Regions from separate parts of the Mus musculus genome. Here all the other regions are linked to region 1. Evidence: chromatin loops called from intact Hi-C (ENCODE). Cell type or tissue: gastrocnemius. All regions are shown on one strand. Region 1 has its middle 38 kb from the start of 6030407O03Rik. Region 2 overlaps Rufy4 (RUN and FYVE domain containing 4). Region 3 overlaps Cxcr1 (chemokine (C-X-C motif) receptor 1). Region 4 holds the start of Tns1 (tensin 1). Region 5 overlaps Tns1 (tensin 1). Region 6 overlaps Tns1 (tensin 1). Region 7 overlaps Tns1 (tensin 1).

What was found. Peaks named below come from ENCODE experiments on the same cell type or tissue, not always from the same donor. Only the 100,000 strongest peaks of a DNase experiment are listed, where the experiment ranks them.
Region 2: it touches region 1 in a loop (6-fold over the local background); 21 of 42 quality-filtered maps call a loop at or near these places.
Region 3: a loop joins it to region 1, with 2.9 times the contacts of the local background. A loop is called at or near these places in 19 of 42 quality-filtered maps.
Region 4: it touches region 1 in a loop (8-fold over the local background); 21 of 42 quality-filtered maps call a loop at or near these places.
Region 5: it touches region 1 in a loop (8-fold over the local background); 35 of 42 quality-filtered maps call a loop at or near these places.
Region 6: a loop joins it to region 1, with 7 times the contacts of the local background. A loop is called at or near these places in 35 of 42 quality-filtered maps.
Region 7: it touches region 1 in a loop (5-fold over the local background); 38 of 42 quality-filtered maps call a loop at or near these places.

The regions. Positions count from the first base shown.
Region 1 is chr1:73,900,059-73,904,058 of GRCm38, reverse strand. No RefSeq gene overlaps it. Among named protein-coding and RNA genes, the nearest start is that of 6030407O03Rik, 38 kb to the right of the region's middle. In gastrocnemius, CTCF peaks have their summits at 1,539 (motif pointing left) and 2,330 (motif pointing left); DNase peaks (open chromatin) are centred at 1,550 and 2,324; H3K27ac peaks cover 950 bases.
Region 2 is chr1:74,129,067-74,133,066 of GRCm38, reverse strand. It overlaps Rufy4 (RUN and FYVE domain containing 4), which reads right to left. Exons shown (of 12, transcript NM_001170641.1): 4 at 3,994-4,000; 5 at 3,622-3,728; 6 at 3,226-3,369; 7 at 1,820-1,889; 8 at 1-347. Among named protein-coding and RNA genes, the nearest start is that of Rufy4, 5.5 kb to the right of the region's middle. In gastrocnemius, no CTCF peak of the experiment used is centred here; no DNase peak of the experiment used is centred here.
Region 3 is chr1:74,190,590-74,194,589 of GRCm38, reverse strand. It overlaps Cxcr1 (chemokine (C-X-C motif) receptor 1), which reads left to right. Exons shown (of 2, transcript NM_178241.4): 2 at 1,721-2,805. The coding sequence starts at 1,729. The coding sequence ends at 2,784. Among named protein-coding and RNA genes, the nearest start is that of Cxcr1, 2.0 kb to the left of the region's middle. In gastrocnemius, no CTCF peak of the experiment used is centred here; no DNase peak of the experiment used is centred here.
Region 4 is chr1:74,123,802-74,127,801 of GRCm38, reverse strand. Tns1 (tensin 1) reads left to right here and starts at 3,254. Exons shown (of 33, transcript NM_001289895.2): 1 at 3,254-3,510. The coding sequence starts at 3,355. It overlaps Rufy4 (RUN and FYVE domain containing 4), which reads right to left and starts at 2,261. Exons shown (of 12, transcript NM_001170641.1): 1 at 2,188-2,261; 2 at 79-210. The coding sequence starts at 124. In gastrocnemius, a CTCF peak has its summit at 2,482 (motif pointing right); DNase peaks (open chromatin) are centred at 2,463 and 3,240; H3K4me3 peaks cover 1,360 bases; H3K27ac peaks cover 316 bases.
Region 5 is chr1:74,081,145-74,085,144 of GRCm38, reverse strand. The region is part of intron 1 of Tns1 (tensin 1); the gene reads left to right. Among named protein-coding and RNA genes, the nearest start is that of Gm31637, 12 kb to the left of the region's middle. In gastrocnemius, no CTCF peak of the experiment used is centred here; DNase peaks (open chromatin) are centred at 708 and 2,089; H3K4me3 peaks cover 760 bases; H3K27ac peaks cover 3,189 bases.
Region 6 is chr1:74,075,974-74,079,973 of GRCm38, reverse strand. It overlaps Tns1 (tensin 1), which reads left to right. Exons shown (of 33, transcript NM_001289895.2): 2 at 661-775. Among named protein-coding and RNA genes, the nearest start is that of Gm31637, 18 kb to the left of the region's middle. In gastrocnemius, a CTCF peak has its summit at 2,421; a DNase peak (open chromatin) is centred at 2,405; H3K27ac peaks cover 1,279 bases.
Region 7 is chr1:73,984,437-73,988,436 of GRCm38, reverse strand. Tns1 (tensin 1) reads left to right here. Exons shown (of 33, transcript NM_001289895.2): 13 at 2,062-2,174; 14 at 2,502-2,562; 15 at 2,659-2,734; 16 at 3,289-3,418. Among named protein-coding and RNA genes, the nearest start is that of Gm39664, 45 kb to the left of the region's middle. In gastrocnemius, a CTCF peak has its summit at 1,563 (motif pointing right); a DNase peak (open chromatin) is centred at 1,629; H3K4me3 peaks cover 317 bases; H3K27ac peaks cover 1,614 bases.

The sequences.
Region 1 (4,000 bases):
CTGGTGCACAGGGAATGGCTTAAGTCTGGAAACCTCATGGAGGCACTGTGGGAAGGAGAAGATGGAAACACAGACATGTGTACAGAAAAGCTGGGCACAGATGGGCTGCACAGGCTATGAGAGATGACCAGAGCAGCTACTGTAACAACTGGGAACTTCAGCATGTTTATTATGTATACTGGAGCGGGGCGGGGGGAGCACATGTTAGCTGTTGGCTAGTCTTGGTAGGAGGTTTCTGTGGGTGAGCAATCTCAGACCATAAAGGTTAGAAGTGTTTACAAACCATAGACCAGTGTGTGTGTGTGTGTGTGTGTGTGTGTGTGTGTGTGTGTGTGTCTGTGTGTCTGTGTGGTATGTATGTGTGTTTATGTGTATGTATGTGTGTGTGTCTGTATGTGTATGTGTTACTAGTAGAGGGTCTTGAGCATGACAAGCAAAACATTTTAAAAAGGCAGAGTGTGGGAAGGAGAACCCAGGAATGTGGATGTATGCGTACGGAGCACCCTAGAGGAGGGGCAGCAGCAGTGCTAAGGTTGCAGGTGGAGAGAGAGACTTTGGGGTGTGGGGCACTGCAGTTAGGAATGAGGGTCCAGGCTGGAGTGGAAACTGAGGCATAACCAGACACTATTTGGAGGGTGGCCTCCTTTCACAATGGTTTCCCTGAGCATCTGTGGGAAGGAGGGCAGGGGTGGGGATGCCTTTGAGACACAGTCGCTGTCACTGGAATAGATCTTTCTTATTGCGGTGACATCAGCAGGTGCCAGGAGGGACAGACAGGCTGTGTTTCCTAGTGCCAGGCTGCTGAGGCTAGGAACAGCAGAGCTCTGTTGCCACGGAGATAAGGGAATGAAGAGCAGGTAGGGCCTTGTAACTGTGAGGGCGATGTAATTCCAGGTGGCCTCAGAGTTCTGTGTGTGCTTGGTGGTGACACTGCCACCTGACCGCCCTTCCTCTTCTCCAGTTCCTCCTTGCCTCTCCTAACCCAGAATCCTAGACTGGATCTGGGAGGTGGTAGCTGGGCCAGGTAAGAAGATACTAGAGATGGGGTGCTGTTTTTAAAAATTAATGAATGAATGAATTGATTAATTAATCAATTCATTCATTCTTTTTTTAATCTCCATGGAGGCTTGCAACCTGTAAGAATGGCTGGCAAACTCCCACTTCCGTCCCTCCCGGCCCCAGCCCAGTCTCCGCATGCCAGCACCTCCATTTTTCATTTCCTGTCTGCTTCTCCCACGCTAGTCTCTGGGTCTGGATCCATGTTTCTCGTTCATGCGGGTCTCCCAGGCAACCTTCCTTAGTGCCCACTGGAAGAAGCATCAGTAGACCAAGCTAGCTACAGTTGCTGAGGGGGGGGAGTGGAAACCGCAGGACCGTCTCTTTCCAAGGATCTTCTGGAATGAGAAAGGATGGCTTTCAGAATGCGGAGAACATCTGGAATGATCAGACAGGGCTCAGTCTGAAGTCCTTTTCTCGTCTAGGCCCTCAAGTCCACGTTGGTTAACATTTTATAGCGTTTTCATGATCCCAAGGCGCCCTCCAGTGGCCAAATAGGAAGTTGCGGCTCTTCCAAGAGGAAGTAAAAGTGGGCAGTTGCTGAGCCAGCTTCACACCGCCCCCGCACCCCCCCCCCCCACTCAATTCCCAATTCCAACTTCAGCCTTCATGCTGGAGTCCACTGAGGTGGCAGGAGCCAGTGAGGAGCCCTGGATAGGCAGTCAATGACTGGGGGCTACTTATGGCCTCTTTACCATGAGTCTCTGGGTTGGCATCTCTGGTACTTCCTAGCCCAGCATTGCCTATAATATAAACTCACTTCCTGGATAGGCAAGGTCTGTCTGTCCATCCTCCTGCAGCCAGCCTACAGTTGGCCCTCTATGATTGAAGCTTTGGCTGGTCCACAGATCAGGGCAAGTAATTCTAGAAGGGCCATGAGGAGGTTGGGAGGGCTGGTTACCATCTCCAGGATGCACTTGGAGAATCCAGGCCTGGGATTGAGCTGCATAAGAAAACTTGACCTCGGTAGCAGCAGCTGGAAAAAAAACCCAAGACGGTACTGAGAAGCCAGCATCCTGCATCACCAGGCTCCGGAGGGTCTGTCGATGCTCTGGGTTCAAAAAGTGCACGAGTCGACAGGATGCTCAGGGAAGGAGAAGCTAAGGAGGCAGCTTGTGCAAGCTCAAGCTGATATCCACCAACCACCCAGTGGTGGCTTACTATCTAGTCACAGCAGGTTACCCTCCTTTAGAAACGCAGAGTGACTCTTTCACCTAGACTGAAAGGAACCAGTTTTCAGAGCTGCAGTGGCGTGGGAAGGGGGACAGTGCCCCCTTGTGGCAATATCTTGGTACTTCAACTCAGAAGAAGCCAGAAGATGAGATCTACTTCTGTCAGGCTCATTTGTGCACAGCATCTAGGAGCAGAGGGTAGGGCTCCCAGAGACACTGCCTTGTGACTCACTACAATAAGCGTGATTTCCTCTAGAGAGTCTTAGGGTCCAAGACAACTAATGAGAGCAGCAAAGGTCACATGCAGGTTCCTGGCATGATGCAACCCTGTGCCAGCATCCCAGGATGTGAGATGAACAGGGCATGGCCTGTGCCCTCCACCATCAATGCAGGAGTCAGAGAAGAACAACAGTGCCCTTGTCACACTGGGCATGCAATGTCCCGGCTGTTGTCATTTCTCCTTAAGTGTGGCTTCTGAACATCCCTGGGTTTTCTCCTCACCTCTATTAAGTCTTTTCTTTCAACTTATTGGTGCCACAACTGCGCTCAGGGTTATTATGCTAGAGAGGGTGAGGTGGCTAGGTGTCATATCTGGGTAGGATTTGTTTTCTTTCTTTTTTTAAAAAAGATTTTTATTAGATATTTTCTTTATTTACATTTCAAATGCTATCCCGAAAGTTCCCTATACCCTCCCCCCACCCTGCTCCCCTACCCACCCACTCCCACTTCTTGGCCCTGGCATTTCCCTGTACTGGAGCATATAAAGATTGCAAAACCTAGGGGCCTCTCTTCCCAATGATGGCCAACTAGGCCATCTTCTGCTACATATACAGCTAGAGACACGAGCTCTGGGGGTACTGGTTAGTTCATATTGTTGTTCCACCTATAGGGTTGCAGACCCCTTCAGCTCCTTGGGTAATTCTCTAGCTCCTCCATTGGGGGTCCTGTGTTCCATCCAATAGCTGACTGTGAGCATCCACTTCTGTGTATGCCAGGCACTGGCATAGCCTCCCAAGAGACAGCTATATCAGGGTCCTTTCAGCAAAATCTTGCTGGCATATGCAATAGTGTCTGAGTTTGGTGTCTGATTATGGGATGGGTCCCCGGGTGGGGTAGTCTCTGGATGGTCCATCCTTTCTTCTTAGCTTTGTCTCTGTAATTCCTTCCGTGGATATTTTGTTCCTTATTCTAAGGAAGAATGAAGTATCCACACTTTGGTCTTCCTTCTTCTTGAGTTTCATGTGTTTTGCAAATTGTATCTTGGGTATTCTAACAGTGAGTGCATATCAAGTGACTTCTTTTGTGATTGGGTTACTTCACTTAGGATGATGCCCTCCAGGTCCATCCATTTGCCCCAGAATTTCATAAATTCATTGTTTTTAATAGCTGAGCAGTACTCCATTGTGTAAATGTACCACATTTTCTGTATCCATTCCTCTGTCGAGGGACATCTGGGTTCTTTCCAGCTTCTGGCTATTATAAATAAGGCTGCCATGAACATAGTGGAGCATGTGTCCTTATTACTAGTTGGAACATCTTCTGGATATATGCCCAGGAGAGGTATTGTGGGATCTTCTGGTAGTACTATGTCCAATTTTTTGAGGAACCGCCAGACTGATTTCCAGAGTGGTTATACAAGCTTGCAATCCCACCAACAATGGAGGAGTGTTCCTCTTTCTCCATATCCTTGGCCTTTTTGTCTTATTGATTGTGTCTTTTGCCTTACAGAAACTTTGGAATTTCATGAGGTCCCATTTGTCAATTCTTGATCT
Region 2 (4,000 bases), 230 kb before region 1:
AGACTTCCTTTTCCTTCAACTTTCCTTCCTGTCAGCTGCATTTTAACATCCTTAGCCCTGCTCCTCTGTTGCTGGATGCTGGCTGTTGAGTTTTCCAGGAATTTCCTGGGCTTTGGGCCTCCATCCTTCTGGTCTAGCTGAAATCCTTCCCTTTCTGTTTCCCAAGTGCTCTGGGGACAACTGAGGCTTCTGGAATCCTCCCTCTTCTCTTCCAGAAAGGTGGGAAGATGGCTTGGCTGCAAGGGTTTACAGAGGTCAGGTGTGCGGTCTTCTCTGGTTGCATCCTGCAGACAGCTGGTTCCTCCAGTGTCTGGTTCCTGCAGCTGCTCTCCCCTGGAGCATCTCACCTGTAAAGAAGCCCCATTTCAGCATCTGGTCATTGATCTGGGACATTGGAGAGGACAAAGCTCTGGGACAGCACTTGCTTCTTATTGGATTTGAATGCCTCCTACTGGGAAAATTGTCAGAGCAGAGATAGTCTCAGCCAGCACTCCATAGGACCCACAAGTCTGAGCTAAGAACAGCAGGTATTTCTCAGCTCCTCCCTCTGCATGGCTCCAGCCAGTGGCAGCTACCTCTGTCACCTGTGTTGTTCTTGCTCCCCCTGAATTCCTCCACCTTCTCCTTTCACCTTCTCTCCTGCACTCGATTTTGTCTTTCTGCATTCTCATCTATAACAAGGGAACAAGAATTCTTGGTTTGTAAAACGGTAATGGAATCTTAGACTAATGTTCAGTGGTAGAGCACTTGTCTAGTATGGGTGGCCCTGGATTTGATCCTCAACATAGCAGGGGCAAGGAAGTCTTCCCTGTACCCCTATTTTCCCTTGGCCATGTCTATAGCCTCTCCTGATACCAGAGGAGTTGTTGGCTCCAGGACCACAAGAGGGTGCTCAAAAGCTTGGGTATTCGATACTCTTCTATAGCATGGTGTAAGGCTTTGCATATAACCAATGCACATCCTCCTGTATGCTTACGTCCTTTTTAGATGGCTTTAATATCCCACACATTGTCAATGCTTTGTAAGTAGCTGTTATAATGCCTTGCTTGGGAGAACATGGAGGGCAAGAGAATGCACAATGTTCAGAACCCATGCAATAATTTCTTTTCTAAATATTTTGTTTGTGTGGTTGGGTGAGTCTACAGATGCAGAACCCACAGATGTGAGTGGCTAACTGCACACTTAGCATAGATTGCAATGTGTTCCTGATCTGTCTCCATGAACAGGCCTTGAACTCTTTCAAGGTCCGAGGCCAAGTACTCAAGTGCCATATCTGGTGTCGGGAAGCTCGTGGAATGACAACAACCTTAAGCTGCCACATCAGAATGGTGCAAGAGCCAGGAAGGAGCCTTGTGCTTAGTGGCATGCTGGTTGTCTCAAGCCATCTACACAACTCCCCTAGGAGGCAGGGCAGGAACTTGCCCAAGGGTCTTCAGCTAGGTTTAGAACCGGTCAGAGCTGGGTTGTGAATTAATTGGGAAATCAAGCACTTTAGCCACTCCTTTAACTGACATAGGCCAATTTGAATACCTAGTTCAGGGTTTCAGTAGATGTATGCTCCCTGCAAGCCTCCAACCATCTCTATTGCCCTCTCCTCCCGAGAGCCCCACTGCCTCCTATAGATGGCACCAGTGTTCTCCTGTCCTACTTATTGTGCTTCTCTGGAAACAAGACTGCTCACCCCCTCCCATCTGCCCCTTGCACACTGCTTCCACCTCTGTCCCAGTTAGCTCTCTGCACACCCACAGGAGGCCCTGCTCAACTTGGGAGTTCCAAAAGATGGCCAAGAGACAAATCAGGTTAAGGTGGACAGAGGTACCTCCTCTGGAAAACCTTTGGGTTTCCCGGGTCTTCTTTTCCCGGTCCGGCTGGGACTGGAACAGCGGGACCTGAAACCAAGAGGCAGGACATCCGGGCCTTTAGTTGGCCTGGTCTTCTAGTGGAGGCTGCCCGAGCCATTCACTAATGGCTGAACCACCCATTTACACTAATACACTTCCTGTTTTTCACCCTCCCCCTGAGTGGTTCCTGTTCACTGTCTAGCCAGCCATCCCATGCTTCACTTATACATCTGTTGCATCCCAGCATCCTACCACCTATCCATCCTTCTCACTCTCTACTTGGACCAATTAGTCTTTAGCAGTGTGGCTTAGCTTGAGATGATGCTGAGGAAAGAGAAGGCTGGAGAGTGGGGATCAAGAAGGGGGCAGAGGCAGGCTTCCAAGGAGGGGAAGCAACCAACATTTCTACGCAGCTGTGACACCTATGAACCAGAAGAGCTAACATGTCATGATAACTTTACTGGTGCATAATGCTACATATACCTTGGCAGTAACCAACAGCTCTCTAGTTGGAATTAAGACATGTTCAACAAATGGGAAGCCAGCCGTGCCTGGTACTAGAAACCTAGCCCACTACCCAGTGGTAGGTGAAGTCATGAATTTTGGAGAAGAACCTACAACCACTACTTTACTAAACCAGCATAATCCGTAACTACATCCTAAATATTTGTCCCTATAGTCACAGATCAGTTTAGTCTTCACCCCTCACTAAGGCAAGTTCTCTTTGCTACAGATGGAGACCATTATAGAAAACCACAACCAATCAAAATGCAGAGTTGTGGAGCCCAGTCCCAACTGATACATATACACTATGACTATGTGTGAGTCTCAGGGATCATTGCCGAGCAAGGGGTTGAAAAGTGAGCCAGAGGGTGAGGGAGTTGGCCGTGAGACTGTATCTTCTAGAAGTGTCAGAATCTACACTTAGAAAGCCTCACCAACATAACTGTCTAAACATGAGCCCAACCAGCTAAGACAGCAACGAGAGAGACATGCTAACATGAAGGGGGTGGGGGGAGACTCATGAGGTCCCAACGCTGCAAAAAGAACTGCGAGGGAACTAAGGAATGCCGAGAACAGGAGAAACAGTCTTCCCCAGGGAAGAGCACACTAATACCAAACGGTCAGCCATGAAAACATACATACAAGTTACATTATATAGACTGAGTGGGTTGTATTTGTTTGTTTGTCTATCTGTCTGTCTGTCTGTCTGTGTGTATCTCGCAAAAAAAAAAAAGAGCTCATGAATTTGAAGGAGAGCAAGAAAGATTATCTGGGAGGGTTTGGAGATAGAAGAAGGGGGAAACAATGTCATTATAGTATAACCTCACAAAAGTAACTTAAAAGGGGGAGGGAAGAGTGGCTTGGGCTGGAGCCTCCTCACTCTGAGAACATGGGCCAGGCTTCATCCAGGTCTGGCCGCTGCAGGTCCAAGTTGAAGGCAACTCCATTGAGGGCATAGAGAGAGTCCAAGATGTCTTCCTGGAGCTCAGCGCACAACAGAGGGCTCCGAGGGCCATACCATTCCCTGTGTGAAGAGAGACCAACACATCCAGCCATTGCTACCCTTGACCTCTGAGAATCAGCGTACCAAAGGGGACCTTCCCAGGCAGGTTGTGGCTGAGCTCAGCCTCCAAGGGCAGAGGCCCAAGTATGCCAAACTGCATGCAGGACTCTCAGGCCCTTTCTCCTTGCTGACACTCAGTCCTTTACCCCTGTCACCCATTTAGCAGTAGTGGGTTCAAGTACTGTATATGGGATGATGGCCTGGCAAACCCACCTGGTGAGTTGTGGGTTCAGGAGGCACAGCTGCATCGACTCAGCCAGCTGGCCTCGGGCAAGGCAGAGTCGGATAAAGGCACGACCTTTTCCTAGTGAGGTCTTCAGCTGCAGGGTGTGGGGAGGGCCAAAGAGAGCATGAAATCAGGGCGGGGGAGCTGGGCCAAATGAGAGAGAGTACAGAGGGAATGAGAGTGAGGGAGAAAGAGTGGGCCAAGGTCAGAGGAGAAATGGGAGGCAAAACCAGGGCTAATGAGAGGTCCTCACCTCTCAGGGGAAAAGCCTCCTGTTTGTGGAGCAGGTCTGAGGGACAAGGGACCTAGGGAAGGCCTGGACAAAGTCCACCTGCTTTCCCATCCCCTGCTCCCATTACCTTGTCC
Region 3 (4,000 bases), 290 kb before region 1:
AGGACGCCTGTGTCAGCTGTGTGTCAGTCCACATGTTGGGGTAGGAAGGCTTGGTCCAACTTTATTTTAGAAAACACACTGGTTTCTGTGGGACTAAGGGATTTCTGATAAATGGTTTCTTGTCCCCTCACTGTGTCTAGGTACGCAACTCTGACTTCCTAGGTGCTTACGGTCACAGCCCCCCTCCCCTCAGCCATTGCTTTTTATTGCTTTCCTGTTATGTGGCTGCAGTGAACAGTTTCCTGGCTCAGTGTTGATTGCTTCTCTCTAACCTTCATCTTCTGTGAAGATGCAAACTCTGGCACTGAGAGAGCATCCCAAGGGGTAGGGATGTGGTTGCCCTTGCCATAGAATCCAAGGCCTGGAAGCTGGGAGAGCTCCCTATCTTCCCACAATCTGCAGTTGATAAGTGGAAATCTTTGGGGATTAAAGGCCCCAGGTAAGGTAGCCATTGAGAGTGGGCATTAGGTAACTGTATCCTCATCTTAAACTCAGTTAACTTCTAAATACTTCCAGATTACAGAGCCCTGGTGTTGGGTAGAGGTGCACACGTGTTCTCATGTCTCAAGTGTGTGTGTGTGTGTGTGTGTGTGTGTGTGTGTGTGTGTGCAAGTGTGCAGGACTATATACAGAGGCCAGAGGCTAGAGGACAATTTTAAGGAGCTGGTTTCCTTCTTCCATCATAGATTCTGGGAGCAAACTCAAGGTGTCAGGCTTGTGTGACAAGCTCTGCCGAGGTATCTCACCAACCCTTGACATGCATTTAAAATTTTTCTATTTCACGCTTAATGTGTGTGTGAGCTTAGGTGTGGAGGCCAGAGAATAACCTACATGAGGTAGTTCTTTCCTTCTACCATGTGGGCTCTGGGGATCAAGTTCAGGTTTTCGGCTTGGCAGCACGCAGGCACCTCACTGAATCATTGCTTTGGCCTCTTCTGTGTGCTTTTGACGCGATGTTTACAACTGTGAAAGCTGGAGACAATCTCATCAGAAGACAAGGCGCAGAGTACAGTGTAATGTAATCTGAAGTTATCACCTCTTTCTCCAGGTAGGTTTTAAGAAAGGCAAACAAGGGGCTGGGGAGATAGCTCAGTGGTTAGGAGCATGGAGTGCTCCTGAGGATTTGGTTCCTAGGACCCACTTTGGGCAGCTCGCTACTCCTGGTAGCTCCAGTTCCAAGGGATCAGATGCCTTCTTCTGACCTCTACATATAGACACACAGACAAGTTCATATGCACTTATACATAAATAAAAGCAATGAAAAATAATATGTCTTTACAAAAATTGCAAACAATAATGAGGGGGCATATATAAGACATAAGGTTGGAGGGGACGCCCAGATACACCTTGCCTCCTTCCGTTTGCTGTGTGCTGGCTCTTCCCTGAGTGTAAGAACAACCTGGTGACTGTATCTGAACCCAGGGGCGTGGCTGAGGACAAAGATGGTTAAGAGGAGACAAGGAAGAGCTGGGCATAGAGTTGAGAACTGTAGAGCCAACTGAAGGCAAAGGTATCTCCCATGGGTTTTATTCTATACTCAGACTGACTGTCCAAGGACTTTGACAGCATTAGGAAGCTAACCTACCAAAGTTCAAGTTGAAGGCAAAGGGGGTGAACTTTGGTTGTCAAGGCAACAGAGAAGCCAATACTACCCCCTCAACACTCACAACACTTGAATTTGGTTACTAAATCTTATCTCTCTTTCTTACCTTTCACCTAGATCAAACAATGGCCGAGGCTGAATATTTCATCTGGACTAATCCTGAGGGTGACTTTGAGAAAGAATTTGGAAATATCACGGGAATGCTGCCCACTGGAGATTATTTCATCCCCTGTAAGAGAGTTCCAATAACCAACAGGCAGGCTTTAGTTGTCTTTTATGCACTGGTGTCCCTTCTGAGCTTGCTGGGAAACTCGCTGGTGATGCTGGTTATCTTATACAGGCGAAGGACCCGATCCGTCATGGATGTCTACGTGCTGAACCTAGCCATCGCCGACCTACTCTTTTCATTGACCCTGCCCTTCTTGGCTGTCTCCAAATTGAAGGGCTGGATTTTTGGCACACCCCTGTGCAAGATGGTCTCACTCCTGAAGGAATTCAACTTCTTCAGTGGTATCCTGCTGCTGGCCTGCATCAGTGTGGACCGATACCTGGCCATCGTCCATGCCACCCGTACGCTGGCCCGAAAGCGCTACTTGGTTAAATTCGTGTGCGTGGGCATCTGGGGTCTATCTTTGATTCTGTCTCTGCCTTTTGCTATCTTCCGCCAGGCATATAAACCATTCCGTTCTGGTACAGTCTGCTATGAAGTCCTGGGTGAAGCCACAACAGATTTTCGGATGACCTTGCGGGGTCTGTCCCACATATTTGGCTTCCTCCTGCCGCTGCTCACTATGCTGGTCTGCTACGGGCTCACACTGCGCATGCTCTTTAAGACCCACATGAGGCAGAAACACCGGGCCATGGGGGTGATCTTTGCTGTTGTGTTGGTCTTCTTGCTCTGTTGTCTGCCCTACAATCTGGTTCTGCTCTCAGACACTCTCTTAGGAGCCCACTTGATTGAAGATACTTGCGAACGCCGCAATGACATTGACCAGGCCCTGTATATTACTGAGATCCTGGGCTTTTCTCATAGTTGTCTTAACCCTATCATCTATGCCTTCGTTGGCCAAAATTTTCGCCATGAATTCCTCAAGATCCTTGCTAACCATGGCCTGGTTCGCAAGGAGGTTTTGACACACCGCCGTGTTGCCTTTCATACGTCTCTCACCGCTATTTATTAAACCTCTGAGAATTACCGGAAAGTGATCGCTTGCCCTCAAAGAGAAGGATAACTATTGTGCCAATGTGCTGTGTGAGTGTGTGCGTGTGTTGTGTGTATGTGTGTATGTGTGGTATATGTGTGTGTGTGTGTGTGTATGTATGGTGTATGTATGTATGTATGTATGTATGTATATATGGTGTGTGTGTGTGTTTTGTGTGTGTATATGTATGTATGCGTGGTATATGTGTGTGTGGTGTGTGTCAGTGTATGTGTAGTGTATATGTGTGTGTGTATATATGTATGTGTGGTATATGTGTGTGTGTGCTGTGTGTGTATGTGTATGTGTGTGTGTATATATGTATATGTATGCATGTATGCATGTATGGTGTATGTGTTTTGTGTGTGTATATGTATGTATGCATGGTATATGTGTGTGTGTGGTGTGTGTGAGTGTATGTGTAGTATGAGTATGTGTGTATGGTAAGTGTACTTATTTATGTTGCTGTATCTGTGTGTGTGGTGTGTATGTATGTATGTGTAGTATATGCATGTGTCTGTATGTACTGTGTATGTCTGTCTGTATATAGTGTGTGTGTGTGTGTGTGTGTGTGTGTACTATGGCTATGGGCAGATACTATCTGCTTTGGGGAGGGAGGAGACAAGATCAGGAGAAGTTAGTAACTACTGGGCCCACACCAGCTTTCCGAGGAGGTGCTGATGGCCCTCCAAGAACTTTATACTTCCATGAGGAATAACGCTTCACCATTTCTATTGAACATATACATCTTTGACTTGTGATCTGGGTAATTATCATGGTCACACCTGTAGCCTAACCCACCATTAGAACAAAGAACTGGGACTTGCATCTAACATTAGCCCTCATGGGCTGGATTCTCTCTTTGGAACACCACCCAGACTGCTCAGCACACTCCAGCAGGCTGTCTGGGAGCTTTCTGTCCTGTGATCTGAGCTCATGAGATTGTTTTTCCATCTTGAGGAATGTTGCAATGCCCGCTGAGGACATCGGTCAGGTGCTATGGAAGCGTCAAGCCACCAGGCAGCCTTGTGATGGAGCTGAAGAGTTTCTTCCCTTTAGGTGTCATGAGTGGACGGAGGGTATTTGGGAAGCCAGGCCTAGTGCATGAGAATCCCCTTTACCCCGTGACCGGTGTCACCAAGGGTGATGTGTGTGTGTTGGGTGCCAGCTGAGCCAAGGATGGAGCAAGACCAGCAGA
Region 4 (4,000 bases), 220 kb before region 1:
ATAAGGGAGATGCTCTCCAGACTCCTCCTGTCTCCTGAAACTCAGCCCCAGAAAAAAAATCTCACAGGGCATACTCACTTTTCAGGCTTCTGCTGATCTTGAGGATGGTCCCGTTGTTGGCCATGAAGACTCGGAAGTGATGGGATTCCCTGTGATCCTCTGGGTTCAGCTGCTTGCTTTCCTTACATATGGACGGGATGAGAGTTTAGACTTGAGAGGGAATGAGAGCAAACCAGGGTCACACAATGAGTTAACTGGCAGAATGAAGCACAATTCTTTCTTCCTTCTTTTCTTTTTCTTTTTTCTTTTATAGTTTAATGCAAGGAATCCCAGTTGTTATTATTATTTCTTCTTCTTCTTCTTCTTCTTCTTCTTCTTCTTCTTCTTCTTCTTCTTCTTCTTCTTCCTCTTCCTCTTCCTCTTCCTCTTCCTCTTCCTCTTCCTCTTCCTCTTCCTCTTCCTCCTCCTCCTCCTCCTCCTCCTTCCTCTTCCTCTTCCTCCTCTCTGTCTGTCTCTCTCTCCCTCTCTCTCTCTGAGATAGGGTTTCTCTGTGTAGCCCTGGCTGTCCTGGAACTTGTTCTGTAGACCAGGGTGGGCTCTGCTTATTGAGTGCTGGCACTAAAAGCATGCTCCATCACCACCCAGCTGCCAGTTGTGTCTTGAAGACTGATATAAAGACATGAATATGGCCTCTACTTAATTTTTTTCTGTTTCTTTTTTTTATTAGGTATTTTCCTCATTTACATTTCCAATGCTATCCCAAAAGTCCCCCATACCCACCCCCACAATCCCCTACCCACCCACTCCCCCTTTTTGGCCCTGGCGTTCCCCTGTACTGGGGCATATAAAGTTTGCAAGTCCAATGGGCCTCTCTTTCCAGTGATGGCTGACTAGGCCATCTTTTGATACATATGCAGCTAGAGACAAGAGCTCCGGGGTACTGGTTAGTTCATATTGTTGTTCCACCTATAGGGTTGCAGTTCCCTTTAGCTCCTTGGGTACTTTCTCTAGCTCCTCCATTGGGGGCCCTATGATCCATCTAATAGCTGACTGTGAGCATCCACTTCTGTGTTTTCTAGGCCCCGGCATAGTCTCATAAGAGACAGCCATATCTGGGTCCTTTCAGCAAAATCTTGCTAGTGCATGCAATGGTATCAGCAGTCTCTACTTATTGAGCTATCACTGGTGTTGGTCACCCTGGCCATTGCTGACATCTTTGTCTCATTCAATCCCCTTAGTAGCCTCCAGAGCATAGCATTACACATGGTGACTAGGCACAGAGAGGGTAAATCTCAGCCCAGTATCACAAAGCTGTAAGCTGAGCTCAGACTTCCTTATGAGTCGAACAGAATGCCTGCACCATGGGGACACCCAGCTAGGGGAACTGTCACCTCCTTTCCCCCGGACTAGCCCCTGAGCCTCAGCAGAGTGTCATTGCCTTGGGACCCACATTCATCCTTTCCAGGGCCCCAGCTGAGTGGAAAATGTATGTTCTCTGGGAAAGCATGCAGAAGTAGACAGAGGGTGCAACATTGGGACTGAACCAATGTTCGGTGTGGGGAGCAGGGTGCCTGGTTTGAATCCCACCACCCTCTCTCGTAGAACTCTACTTCTGTCTCTCAAGGGTCCTGGGGCTCAGAGAGGGATACTGTTGCCCTTGAAGGATGTTGAATGAGCTTAGGCTGAGATCCTGGCATCAAAAGCCAGGCCAGGTGTCCAGCTTCCCAGGCAGGAGTGCTGGAGTTTGTGGGCAGGGTAGCTCTGGCATGATCCTGTAGCAGTGGATCATGGGGGGAAGAAAGGGAAAAGAAGAAAAGAAAGGCTAGGACAGCAGTGCATGGGGCCCAGGATCGGGAGTCAGAAGATAAAGGTCCCGTCCTGGACTGGTCACCCTTTCTTAGGCTCCACTTTCCTGACCTGTACACCAAGGGTTAGACAGAAGTTCTCTACAAGCTGGGCGTGGTGGCGCACGCCTTTAATCCCAGCACTGGAGAGGCAGAGGCAGGCGGATTTCTGAGTTCGAGGCCAGCCTGGGCTACAAAGTAAGCTCCAGGACAGCCAGGGCTATACAGAGAAACCCTGTCTCAAAAAAACAAAAAACAAAAAACAAACAAAAAAGAAGTTCTCTACAGACCTTTTCTAGGGTCTCTCTACCTAATCCCCAAGCCCAGGGACTCCCGTGCTCACCTGAGAAAAGCTTGTCTGTTTGGGATGTGGGCAGGATTCTGTAGCCTGAGTATGTCCCTTGTGACTGTGGGCTCTGCACAGTCTTTTCCAGCTCTCCTGCCTGGGGAGTGACTCAGCCCAGCCTGAAGGGGGCTGGACCAACCCTGGCCAGGGAGAAGTGGTAGAGAAAGATCAGGGCACTGAGGCAGAATGGGTGGCTTCCTCAAAGTCATCTGGCATGAGGCCAGTTGGTGGCAAAACACAACACCGGCAGGGGCTTCCTTTCCCGGGCACCTGCTCCTGTCTTTCTGTCTTGTTGCCAGTAGATGGCGGAAAGGGGCTGACAGAAGCGCTAGTGGGCTCCTTTTCTCGAGTTGTCTCTTCTGTCACTGGACTGAAAGTGACACAGGTGGGGAGAAGGGGCAAACGGCCACCAAGTGTCTTTCTCCCTCCTCTTACCCCAGCCAGCTGCGGGATCCCAGTCAGTGTTGGGGTGCCTTCCTTCCAGCCCTGGTACCCACTTCCCGGGGATGGAAACGCCAGGTGGGCTGCTCGGTGTAGGGTGGTCTTTCCCGCTGCTCTCGTTCAACTTCCTGGTGCTGGGGTCATCCTTTTTCTAGGCCAGGCTGGCATGTCACTTAAAACCAAGGGTTAGGGACTTCTAGAACTACTTTTACGAGCTCGAGGAACTACTTGTAAGTAGGGCTCAGAGCGATCCCCAAACGTGCTGTTCTCTGCTCCATGTCCCGCCCTTCTGCCCGGTGCAGAGCCAGATCTAACCCCGGCGCTCCCCTCGTCCTCCATGCCACCGTCTCTGTCCCTTCAGATCCCTTCTCTGGTGTCAGTCTCTCAGTCGCTCACTAGTCACGGCGTCGCTCTCTTGCGTTCCCAGTTCAGCCTGTCCCGGGGATCCCGCCGCCGCCCCTCCCGCCTTCCCGCGCCCTCGGGTCCCCTCCCCGCCTTCTGCCTCCAGCGTCCGTGTCGCCGCCCCTCGCCAGGCCCCGCACTCCCACTGCCTGGCAGAGCGGTGGCGGAGGCGGAGGCGGACTCCGACGGGGCGGGCCGGGGGCGTCGCCCTTCTTCCCCACGTCGCAGACGCCTGGGGCCGAGAGGTCGCTGGGGCTGGGGGGCGGGCCGGCTCGCGGGTAGTCCGCGTCCCCGCCCCGGGCCCGCCGGGTCCCGGGCCGGATGGGCTGCACCGTGAGCCTGGTGTGCTGCGAGGCGCTCGAGCCTCTGCCCTCCTGCGGCCCGCAGCCCCCCGGGACTCCGCCGGGCCCCGCGCGGCCCGAGCGCTGTGAGCCCGGGGGTGCGGCGCCCGACCCGAGGAGGCGGCTGCTGCTTCAGGTAGGGAGCTGTGGGCCGGATGCGGGCAGCGGGCACGGCAGAGCCCGGTCCATCTGGGACAGTAAGGAGTCTGGGAAGGTGTAGGTAGGAGAGTGGGAGGGCCCTGCAGTCAGTTCTGTGGAGGTCACACCTGGGCCTCTGGTGTCCTTGAAGGGCAAATACCTGTGAGACGTTGGTGCCAGGTCTGTGATCCACTGCTAGAGAAATTGAAGCAGGGAGGTTCTAAGCCAAGGCCAGCATAGTGAGATCGTTTCTCCAACAAACTAAAACCAACCAAATCCCCCAACTCAAACTCTCCCAAACACCAAAACTAGTAAGACAAAAAACCCAAAACAAGCAAGAAGAAAGAGGAAAAAGCAAGAGGCAGAGAGAGGGAGGCAGCAGGCTATTAGTGAGAATTTGGAACCACCCAAGGGTGCTGGGGTGAGGAGAGAAAGGTTAATATCCTCTTAGCTTGGAGTGGGGGGGGGGGGGGCAGAATGGTGGCTGT
Region 5 (4,000 bases), 180 kb before region 1:
AGGCAGCAGAATTGAAAAGCAGGAGAGAGAGAGAGAGAGAGAGAGAGAGAAAGAGAGTCAGTCTGTGGAGAGAATTAGGAGGCAAAAGTCACGGGATCTGGCAACGAGCTGCTGAGAGGGTGGGGGAGGGCAGGGAGGGGCTGAGGGTGACTCAGAGTTTTCCACCAGGGTGACCAAGAACATGGGCAGGCCCTTAATTGGGGGCCCAAGAGGGAGGCAACTCTGTGTTGTCCGTGAAGGTGAGGTTTGGAGGAAGAAGCCTGAGAGCAGGCACTAAGACTCCCCGACTAAGGGCTAGGGGACCTTGGTGGCCGGGTCACAGGGAGAGGGTAAAGCCTATCTCAGCTTTTGGCCATCCCATCTCCCAGGCTGCCCAGCTCTCTGGCTAGAAGACTTCTGTCTTTTCTGGCCACCCAGAGCTGTTTAGCCTCAGAGGAGGGCAGAACTGGGGGTTTTCTCACAGTGGGTGGACCTCTTTAGCACACAGCCCTTTGCCTCTCTGCCCCTCGAGGAAGGGAGTTGTCTGCAAGCAGTTCCTCCCAACCAGGACCAAGGCCTGGCTAGAGCCCCTGATGGTCCAGCCAGTTGTGCCACACCCTCTGGCTGGCTGAATGGAGAGAGGGAAGGGCTGAGATGGGCCAAGGCCTTAGGCTTTGAAAGCCCTCTGCTGCTGGGGCTTGAGGGCTGGGGAGCAGGGCTTCCAGCTGGATCCCTTCCCTGCTCCCTTGCTCTGACTCTGGCTTGCAGGGAGGTGGGACAGTGCTGGAGCCACCAGGACACCCCTCCCTTCATTGTGGCCATGTCTCCTGCCTCTGGGCTTGCCTGTTAATCCAGGGAGGGCAGGGCCTGGCTGTGCCCCATGTGGCTGTCTGCCGCCTGTCAGGAAGACAGCAATCGTTGTCCTAACAAGCCACCGTCCTTGGATGGCACTGCATGTTTTATGGGCTTGTGGGCTTTATGGGGCTCACTCTCATCCTCTGCCTGGACCTGGGGAGCAGTCCCAGATGGGCGAGCGGGGCAGGGTGAGCCAGACTTAAACACCAATCTGCTCTTGTAGCAAGCTCTGACTCTGGTCTGTAGGGTTGAGACGTCCTTGGGTATCAGAGGGAGGAGGCTAACCCACCCTAAACCATCTCCACCAACATCCTGTGACATTAGAATCCACGTGTTGAGCCTTTCTATAGCATCCCTGGATACCCTACTTCCTAGTGTGGGAAGCTGAGGCCTGCTTCTCATTGGGGATGATGGAGCTGACTTTTCCTCACACAGATTTTTATAGTCTGTCCTTAGGGGGCTAACGTGTCCTCATATTCTCTGCTCCCCACAGCTGTCAGCACACCCCCTCCCTCCGCAGCTCGAAGCTTCGCCTTGTACTGAGGTCCAGAGAAGGTTGTCAATGCACTCGGCTACACAGCCCCAGTGTATTCCAGGCCTGTTCTTCCATCAGAGCTAGATGAGGGGAAAGTCACCCAGAACTGCTTAGAGGAGGTCAGAGTCCTGGAACCACCCATTAGCCCTCCGGGTCCACTGTGGGCAAGTTTATAGACTCAGGTTTTCCAGGACAGATGGGACAGTGGTATCACAGTCCCAGGCATGAGTCTGGATAGTCTCTTAACAGCCTGGAAGGCGTCACTTGCCCCCTCCTACCCACTAGGCTGTAAGGACTCCAGAGCTCTGGGAAAAGGGACTTTTCCTTAGGCTTTGGGAAAAGGGCTGGACTTGGGGGTATAGGGAGGGGAGTTTTGGAAGGTTATCTAGAATGTCAAATTCTGTTTCTTTAAGTGGGGAGGAAGAAAGAGGCCTGGGACTTCCTGCCTGCCTCCCTCACATCACTCTCCAACTGGACTGCAAGTTCCCTCTCTGTTCCACCTCCCACCCCACACCATGGCTGGGGCCCCTCCCCAGTATGTCTGACAAAATTGACCAGGAAATCTGACAACCAAACTCTGAGATGAGAAAGTGGGAGGAGAGACAGCAGACTGGAAGGGGATGGAGGCCCCTACCCTCACTGAACCCAGGCAGTAGACTGGAATGGTAGACTCCTGGCTGGAGCTGGGGGGTATTTAGGACCGGCTCGGGGAGTGCTGCTGCTCAGTATGACCACCAGGAGGCGCTGCTGACGCCTTCAACCTCTTCTTGCTTTGCTTTTACCTCTGCCCTGGACTTGTCTGTTTGCTCTTGCCTTTCACCTAGTCTGCCTGGCTATCTTTGATTTCAAAACAATCTTAAGCTTCAGAATGGTTGCAAACTCACTCGGCACAAAGATCTTTCCCTCCTGAACTTTGGGGGAGCGAGTTGCTGCCCCCCACTCGACTTTGAATACCTCCTTGACCTCACGAGGACTCCGTTTCAGGGGACACAGAGGCCAACATCAGAGGTTGATGGCATGAAGATGCCACTGCCTTCTAATTCTCAGACACTGTGGTGTCTCACTGGGTGTCCCTGAGACGTCCTTAAGGCCACCACAAACATCTAGTTCAGAATCAGCCACTGCTTTTAGCTGCCGTGTCTGGAGTCGCCTCCTGTCTGGGAATCTCTGTCTTCCCGTGACTTTCGTAACCTTGTCACTTGTGAAGGCTCCGGGCCATTTCATTTGTAGACTGTGCCTCAGCTTGTGTCAGCCTGATGTTTCCTCTTGATTGGATTCAGGTTGTGGCTTTTGGCAGGACTGTCAGAGAGTGATACTCTACACTTGGTCAGCCATCCCACGGGTACCACTTCCATTCATCTCGTCCCGGGTGACAGTAACTTACTTTGATCACTTGATTGGCATCTGTCCGGGAAACCTATCTCCCACTTTATTTCTGAGGCAGCTTCAGGTCTGTCTCCGGCTGACCTTGAACTCAGGCTGTTGGGATTACAGCTGTGCCTCCAAACCCCGTTTCATCCTTTGTAACTTATTTGTACAATGTGGGGAGGAGCTTGGAGACTCTATTCTGTTTTTAATCTTCCACCACCTTTTGATTTCTTCGTTTATTATTTGCCTCACAATGAGCTCTTTGAAGCCACGGCTATCATTGTGTCCCGAGCCTCAGCTCTTCCCTGATGTGGCCTTTGGGAGCTCCTGGGTCCTTCTGTCTGTCCCTCTTTGTTTCCTGGTTCCCTCTTAGCTGTGTGCCTCTATTCATGCTTGCTCTCTGTGTACTCATGGCTTGTGCCTTTCTTTTTCTCTTCCCTTATCTTCTCTGTGGCTTGTCTCATTCTCAGACAGCTTCCTCCTCCTCCCTCTGTCTATTTCTTCCTGTCTCTTTGGCTTGCTGCCTCTGATCCAGTCTCTTATTGCCTGCATTTCTCTGTGTTTTGGTAGCACCCAGAACCTCCTCCGTGTTGTCAGATAGGAGCCTGTGTTTGCTTAGTGTGTGGGCCACTCTTCCTCCTCCAAGCCAAGTTGTCTCCTCTGGCCCTGGCTCAGAGCTGGGAGGCTCAGGGACAAGGTGTGTGATGAGATCCCTCTGCACACTGCAGTGTCCACGACCTGGCCTGGGTGTGTGCCCAGAAAGGGCTCCAGCTGAGCCTGTTCCCTGGAGAGTTCCTGTAGAGGAGGGACCTATGTCAGGCAGGGCATGCTTCCTCGAGGAGTCCCCAGGGTGGGAGACTCTGTAGTCTACGTGTGGAATGAGCTGTACAGCGGGTCGTGCCTGTGCAGGGCTTTATGTTCTAGATCAGTGGTTCTCAACCTTCCTAATGCTGCAGCTCTTTAATACAGTTCCTCATGTCTTGGTGACCCCCAACCATAATTTTTTTTTTGCTACTCCATAACTGTAATTTGGTACTGTTATGGATCATAACGTAAGCATTTGTATTTTCTGATGGTCTTAAGTGATGACTGTGTAAAGGTCGTTTGACCCCTCAAAGGGGTCTCGACTCCCAGGTTGAGAACCATTGGCTAGAGTGAGCTCTCTTGTGTGGTTACAAAGGACTGACTGTCAGAGCTTGGTGAGTGTGTGTTTGTAGTGCTGTCTGGACGGGAAGTGTGTGTGTGTGTGTGTGTGTGTGTGTG
Region 6 (4,000 bases), 180 kb before region 1:
GTACAGAGCGTACAATAGAGTGAAGCAATTTGCTGCTAAGGGAGGTCCCAGGACTGTGTATGGTTGGCGTGTAGAAGGTACATATGGGCTATGTGGTTGGTATGTAGAAGGTGTCCAGAACTTGGGGTTCCTGTGGGAGGTTTTAACTGGGAGGAGTCATGCAATAGCCACTGGAACATAGTTACACGAGGTGCACTGGGTATGTTGTAGCAAGGAATATTCTTTCGGCATGTATGTTTTGTAATGGCTGGGAAGCAGATCAGGATCTTACACTAGGCAAGCGCCAGGCCACTCAGCGTTAGCTCTGCCCAATGAAGACGCACATTTAAACTTAGTCGCTTAACTGCAGTTTAGTTTGTACCCTAAAATACCAAAGTGAGTGGGAAGAGAAACATGAGTGGAAGCCATAGAGGGTGAGCCCTGCCTGGGTGCTAGAGTCTGCAGTCACTGTCTGTGCCCTGTCCACTGATCCTCCTAGTCTGGGAGCCTGGCATGACTGTTCCATCAGCCCTATACTGTTCTTGGTCCTTAGGCACTTCATTCCTACCAGGGTACTTGCCTTGGTTTTTCCTGTCTGGCCAGTTTTTCCTCCTCTGCCCTTGCCTCCTTTCCAAGACCCCAGTATTCACTTGATTGATCTCTGGGCATTTCTTCCCACAGCCAGAAGACCTGGAGGCCCCCAAGACCCACCACTTCAAGGTGAAGGCCTTCAAGAAGGTGAAGCCCTGTGGCATCTGCCGGCAGGCCATCACTCGGGAAGGCTGTGTTTGCAAAGGTGCGTGGTTGATGGGATCCAGGGCATGTTGTTGTTGTTGTTGTTGTTGTTGTTGGACTGGTCTGGTTTGGGGTGTGTGGGGTCTCTACTGAGCATGTGTGCCTATCTCTTATCTTTTGGAGGACACTGAACACCTAGCTAGGTGACAAGCACATGGAGTGTGTGATGACGTGGCAGTGGATGGCATGGTGATTAATGGTAGAGACTGTGTGAAGGTATAGGTCTAACGTGGATGGTAACCAGGTAGCATAGGAAGGTCTGTGTGTAGGATGTGGCTGTGTGGGGATGGTCAGGGTGGCGGAGTCTAGTGGCAGGTGATGAAAGTCATTCGGATGCCATGGAGATCATGAAAGATATGATAGCACTGGGTGATGGTGCATACACCCTTAATCCCAGCACTCAGGAGGCAGAAGCAGGCAGATCCTCGAGTTCCCTGAGTTCAAGGATAGCCTGGTCTAGAGAGTGAGTTCCAAATCAGCCAGAGAAATCCTGTCTTGAAAAAGCAACCAGCCAACCAACCAAGGTACATATTGGCAATGTGGAAGGTGCCAGAAGGGGCATGCTTGCTGTGTGGAAGGCTTGTGGCTAGTGCATGGGAAATGTGCAGTCAGAGTATGCAAAGTGCATGGTTGGTGCATGGAAGAAACATGACTAGCGTGTGCTTGTCCCCTGCACCCCCTGGCCCCCAGCGCAAAGAAGTAGAGCCACTGTCCTCTACTTCCAGTGGTTTGAGTTGACTTTAAACAGCCCAAAATCCCAGTGGGCTAACTGGGCTTTCCCACTCACTGATGTCATGTGCTTTTAGAAGGGTCTCTGTGTCCCAGAGAGAACTGTCTTGTCACAGATCCTGAAGGGCAGCCAGTACCTGTGACTAACACCGTTTCCCTGCAAACCTGGTTACTTGCACAGATGAGGTTCTCTCAGCCCTACATCCTGTCTACCACCAGGGTCTCTGTGTGGCTGAGTCTCTGAACTTCCCACTATGGCTCCTACCCAGGCAGCTGCCTCTCTAACCCTCTCTCCAGTAGCTTCTCTAGGTCTGAAGAGTGTGTATCTAGTTATACCAACACCCTGGCTAAAGCCTTTGGAGTCCTCACTACCTTTGAGACACAGCACTAGCTACAGGCCTGCGAGCCTCAGCCCTTGTCCTGTCCATCCTACCCCATGCTAGGGGACTGAGCTCTTTCCGGCTCAACCTATCAGTCTGTACTTCCCCCAACATGTCAAAGCTCAGAGGAGCCAGGCAGTGGGTATTAGAGCCCAGAACAATTGCTAAGACACTTACTGAGGACTAAGCACCAAGTATTTATAGCTTATGCAAGATGCTGGTCTTATACCTGCTTTATAGATGAGAAAACAGGTTGGTGGTTATTGTGTCTTTCATTCGTCTTTAGGGCCAGAGTGAGGCTTTTGGGATCTGAACTCTGGAGGGGTCAAGGGAAAGCAGTTGGGTATGGAGGTAGGACTGTTTGACTAGAGAGCTATGGTGTGTGTGTGTGTGTGTGTGTGTGTGTGTGTCTGTCTGTCTGTCTGTCTGTCTGTCTGTCTCCAGGAAATGCCTGAATGGCCAAAGGCATTGCTGTCCATACTCACCTAGCCTTGATCTAGCCAACAAAATGCTTGCAATACCCAAATCAGCCACAGGGAGTCGCCTTTCTCCCAAGAGATCCAGCAGGGGCTCCACAAGGGATCTGGGGGAGAGAGTTTAAACTTCCGTATTTTGATTATATAACAGCCTCCATCCTGTCCTGTACCTTCAGGTCATATAAATTCATTTCTGTCTCCTCTTGCTCTTCACTCTCTTCCTCCTGGAATCTTCCCCTCTCCTGAGAGGCAGAAGCAGGAACAGTGAGAAAGGGAATCCTAGGGTTGGCTGACAGTGCATCTGACTCCCATGTGCATGGGTACCCCCAGTTTCACCCTGAACCTCGAGGCTGAGGAAAGCCTGGACTCCAGGCCAGACACTCCACTGGGTGTCAGGACCTGGCTTCAGAAGACCTAGTGAGCAGCCCAGCAAGGAGGTGGGAGGATGACTCTGGTATCCATCCATCCATCCATCCATCCATCCATCCATCCATCCATCCATCCATCCATCCATCCATCCTATGTTCATTCATCTACTCCATATTTTTCCCTCACCCATCCATCCACTATTCATTTTACTTATAGACTCATCCACTTTATCCTGTTGGTCAGTCCATCCATCCATCCACCCAGTCTACCTATCCATCATCCATCCACCCATCCACCCATCCACCCATCCATCCATCCATCCATCCATCCATCCATCCATCCATCCATCCATCCATCCATCTATCCATTGATTCACACAGCCAGGACCACCAGATATGGATGTACAACCTGTTTCCTAGCGGAGGGGCCATGGTTACCAAGTCCTTGTATGGCTTCTGGGATGCAAGGGAATGAAGAAAAGAGAGGAACATATATTCAGAGAGACAGAGAAGTTGGGACCCAGTGAACTAGGCTCTCTGATAGAGAAACTGCCATAGCTCAGTAGTTTAGTGTGTTTATTAGACAGCTGAACAGTGAGTGGGGTTAGTGTATACCTCTGAATGAGGAGGCAAGTTTAGCTAGTCTCTGTAGGAGCTGTCTCTGTAGGGGGGCAATCTTCAGGCTGTAAACATCTTGGTGGTTGGGAGAGAAAGCTACAGTGGATATTTTCTGCATGCTGTCAACATTCACACGCAGACCAGAGGGAAGCTTTGCAGTCCCTCTGAGCCCCACCCCAGTGGGGAGGGAGGGGCTTTGCCAGTTACGTATGAGTCTGAGGCTTTGGTGCCCTTGACATGACTGTAGCTGTGTCAACAGCACACACTCACCCTGGGCTTGCTCTACTCCCCACACATGGTGAACTTTTATTCTTTGTCATTAGAGCGTAACCTGTGTTTTCTGGGTTCTCTCAATCTTTGAGTCTTGACCTCAACACAGTGTGAAACTGGACCAGACGCTGAAGGGCTTGGGTGGCTGGGGTAGGGACTGTCAGCATCTGGGACCCTGTCTCCACAGGGCCCTTCTACTGCCAGGAGGAAGCCCTGGCTCTGAAGAGATTGGTTGTCACTTGCTTTCTCATTGCCTAGTCCTCCAGCTCCACCGATGTCACCCGTCCCCACCCTGCACTTGGCATTCCTGCAGCTGAAGTAGGCAGGAGAGAATCACGGACCCTTCCGTGAAAGCCCAAAACACAAAAGACAGACTAGAGGTGGA
Region 7 (4,000 bases), 84 kb before region 1:
AAGAATGTGGAGCATCCCTGTGTCTCCCTGAGACTTGGAGACGGTGGGCTGAACAGTCGCTGTGATGCCGAGCAGCAGAGACCAAGCTTCCCCTAATGAGAAAGAGAAGAGGTCCAATCCTCCTCACATGCCTGCGTGCAATGCAGTTGTCACGTGAATTTGACTGTGTGCGTTATTCGTGTCTGCCAACAGATCCCATGGGCCAGTGCCTGTGTTGGGGGCAGGCCACCTTCTCTACACACATGAGAAAGTGCAGCTGTTGGCTTCCGGAACATTCCCCGCCACTTTCCCTCTGTTCCCTTGTCAGTGGTGCTCACAGGGAACCCGGTAGTTGGACAGGGAAAGCAAGGAGTGAGCGGGAGGGGCTCTGCCTGTGGGTCACTCACTCATTGTCACCCGCCCTCGGGACTCATTGTCCCCAGAACACAGACACATCCTGTTGGCCTGGTCAGGAGATCTGATGGAAACCTGCCATTCCAGGTTTCCGGTTTGAGTAACGGGCGGGGGGGGGGGGGGGGGGGGAGGACTGGACAGGGCCCTGAATAGGAGCTGGCAGTGCCCATCAGATTATCTTGCTAGGGGAGACTGAGATGGCCCCACCCAGGCTCAGGGACTGGGGACTGGAGGAGGGCCTAGGGGCCAAGAGATGGGGGTGGGGAGAGGTCTTCTGGTGTCATAATTAGAGTCTTACCCTCCTGTGGAGCTATTGGCTATTATAGAGTCCCAGGCTGCATTTGATTGGTTTATCTGGTTCAACCTGGCTCTCTAGAGAATCAGAAAAGGAGGAAATGTCAACCAGCCAGCACCAGAGGACTGACCTGTGGTTTGGAGATGCTTCAAAGTCTAGACTTTCCTTCTTTCCTTCCCTCTCCCATTCCCTGATTTATGTGATCTTGATGTGTGTCACAACTCTTTCTGGACCTGGCTTTCTGTCTCTGCTAGAAAGAAACGAGATGGCTCAGTCCCCTTCTGTTCCGGCAGCAAGATTTTTATTAGAAGAACTGGGAGGTTTCTGGAGCTGCCTATGTGGCTCAGTCTGTTGACTGCTTAGCATGCAGGAGACCCCAGGTCTAATCTCTAGCAACACACACACACACACACACACACACACACACACACACACACACACACAGCATAAATAAAATCGCTAAAGAAACGAAAACCCAACTACAAACCAGCTTAGAGTTAGGATACTTATTGGAAGTTAATTATCTCAGATCCCAAGTCAAGAAGTTAATATACAAAATTCCATACGTTTAGGAAGAAATAAAATAAGTACTGTAGTTATCAAACTTTTACTGTTTCCTCTGTGTGTGTGTGTGTGTGTGTGTGAGAGAGAGAGAGAGAGAGAGAGAGAGAGAGAGGGAGGGAGAGAGAGAGAGAGAGAGAGAGAGAGAGAGAGAGAGAGAGAGAGAGAGAGAGAGAGAGAGAGAGAGAGAGATTGAGAATATATTAGGGTCTATGAGAATAGTCATAAGTAAGGTTTGCCTCAGTAAGTTGTTAGGGGTGTTTACTTGATGCTTGGGCTAGAAATGAGACGTGAGAGAGATACTCATGTTCACCACGAGAGGGTGCTAGAGAACGCCAAGTGAGTTCCAGGCTCTGAAATTTGCAGATTTTTTTTTTTTTTTTTTCATTTTCATCCTGGGGCTCAGCAAGTTTGGAGGCATGCCCTGGCTGGAAAAACTTAACTATCATGTGGCCTGGGTGGGTGCATGTGTCATGTGTATGGGGGTAGATGGTAGCCTACGGTGGTGTTCTTAAAGAAAGAATGGATAAATAATGAATGTATAGAGGGGTAGATAAATATGTGGGTGGATGGATGGATGGATGGATGGATGGATGGATGGGGAGGATGGGTGGGTGACTGGGTGAGTGGATATGTGAGTGGGTGGATGAGTGGATGGGTGGGTGGAGGATGGGTGGATGAGTGGGTGAGTGGATAGGTAGGTGGATGGATGTGTGGAAAGGCTGGTGGGTGGGTGGATGGCTGGTTGGGTGAGTGGGTGGCTGGAAGGGACTACACAGTCCCTTCACTAATGACACCTTATTCCTGCGCAGATATGTGCACTACTTCAGTGGCCTACTCTCTGGCTCCATCAAAATGAACAACAAGCCTTTGTTTCTGCATCATGTGATCATGCACGGCATCCCCAACTTTGAGTCTAAAGGAGGTACCTGCCCCATCCCTTCCCTTCAGCCTCTATTTCCTTCTTGGGTGGTAAGCTGTGGTATCATCTGGGCTTGTGTGGGGCTCTCAGAAGAGCTCAACCCTACTCTGCAATGTCAGGTTGACTCCTGGTCATGCCTGGTGGCAGAAGACACTGGAGGAGTCGATGTTTTGCCTATTTAAAATGACTGAGAAGGGAAGTTAGGCTTCCTTTATGTTCGTGTTTCCTTCTTTTTCTCTTTCTTTTTTCCCTCTTTGCCTTTCCCTTTGTCCCTCCTCCCTCCAACCATTTCTGGTTCTAACCTCACACTCCCCTCCCCCTCTCTGACAGGGTGCCGGCCCTTTCTCCGCATCTACCAAGCCATGCAACCTGTGTACACATCTGGCATTTAGTAAGTGGTCTGTGAAGGAGGATGGGGTGGGTCAGGAGGAAGGGAGAGCTGAGGCTGTTTCCTCAGCAGAGCTCCCTCGTCACCTCTCTCCCTCAGCAACATCCCTGGAGACAGCCAGGCCAGCATCTGTATCACCATTGAACCAGGGCTGCTCTTGAAGGGAGACATCTTGGTGAGCTCTACCCTCCTTCTCAAGTATCCCTTCTCTTGTCCTGTTCCTGACCTACCCTGGGGACATGGGACATGCGACTATTCCCCTGTAAGCTTGAGTTTAGAACTGTGGGTTCCTGTATCCCTCCCAGACACACATCATCATGATCCAACTTCTTCCCTTGGAGAGAATATTCTTTTCCTAGTTTCATCTTTTGCTCTGGGACATCTTCAGGGAACTGCCACTCAGTGTGAACTGTGACCTTCTAGCTCTAGACTAGTGACAAAGACACTCCCAGTCCTAATGCCAATCCTGCTTGCCATAGTTTAAGACACATTGCCTTTTTGAATGCCCACCTCTATTCGGGAACAGCTGGGAGTGCATTAGTCCCCACAACGCCAGACTGTTCCCCTTCTCTTCTGTTCTAGAAGTCTCCCAAAGAGCTCTGAGGTCTTTTTTGGTATTTCTGATCTCTCTCTCGTGGGTTTGGGGTGAGATTTGGGACTCAGCTGATGAAGCCAGTTAAGAAGCTCTCTGAGACTTGACTTTCCCCCCTTTGTCCACTTCTCATCCAGCTGAAGTGTTATCATAAGAAATTCCGGAGCCCGGCTCGAGACGTCATCTTCCGAGTGCAGTTCCACACCTGTGCCATCCATGACTTGGGGGTTGTTTTTGGGAAGGAAGATCTGGATGAGGCCTTCAAAGGTGGGCTCCCTGACAGGGGCAGGATGGGGTTGCCTCTTCTTGTAGCAGGAGAGGAGCCCAGTGTGAGATGGTGTCGCAGATGCAGGAACCATCTTCTCTGAACCATGTGGTCTGTCCAGTCTCAGGGGTGACAGTGTGAGGGGACTGAAGGAGAATGGGACCGGTCAGGACTTAGGTTGGGGTGGCCTAGGAACGAGACCAAGCTCAGTTCCTTTCTGGTTCCCTGCACCTCAGGACCTCTGGGATGTTTGTGCCTCCCACCTTTCTCTACTGCTTGCTCCATTCTTTCTTTTTCTATCTGCCTTGTCCCCTGTGACCACCAGGAGTCAGTTTTCTAGCATTCCCAGGTGTCTTAATATCGGGATCAGTATTAAGTGCTGGAATCAAAGAGAAACATGATGTAGTTTCTGTCGTGATAACTCGAAAATGTCTTGTGGGGCCAGCTGAGGCCGGAAACAAGGATCCCACAGAGGGGTGCATGTACGTAGGGATGGTGGCAATAAGGAGGAAGAAATTTGGTTAGGGGAGGCTAGAGTCTTCTACCCACTTAAGGCTCTGTCTAAATCAACTTCAGGTCTGGAA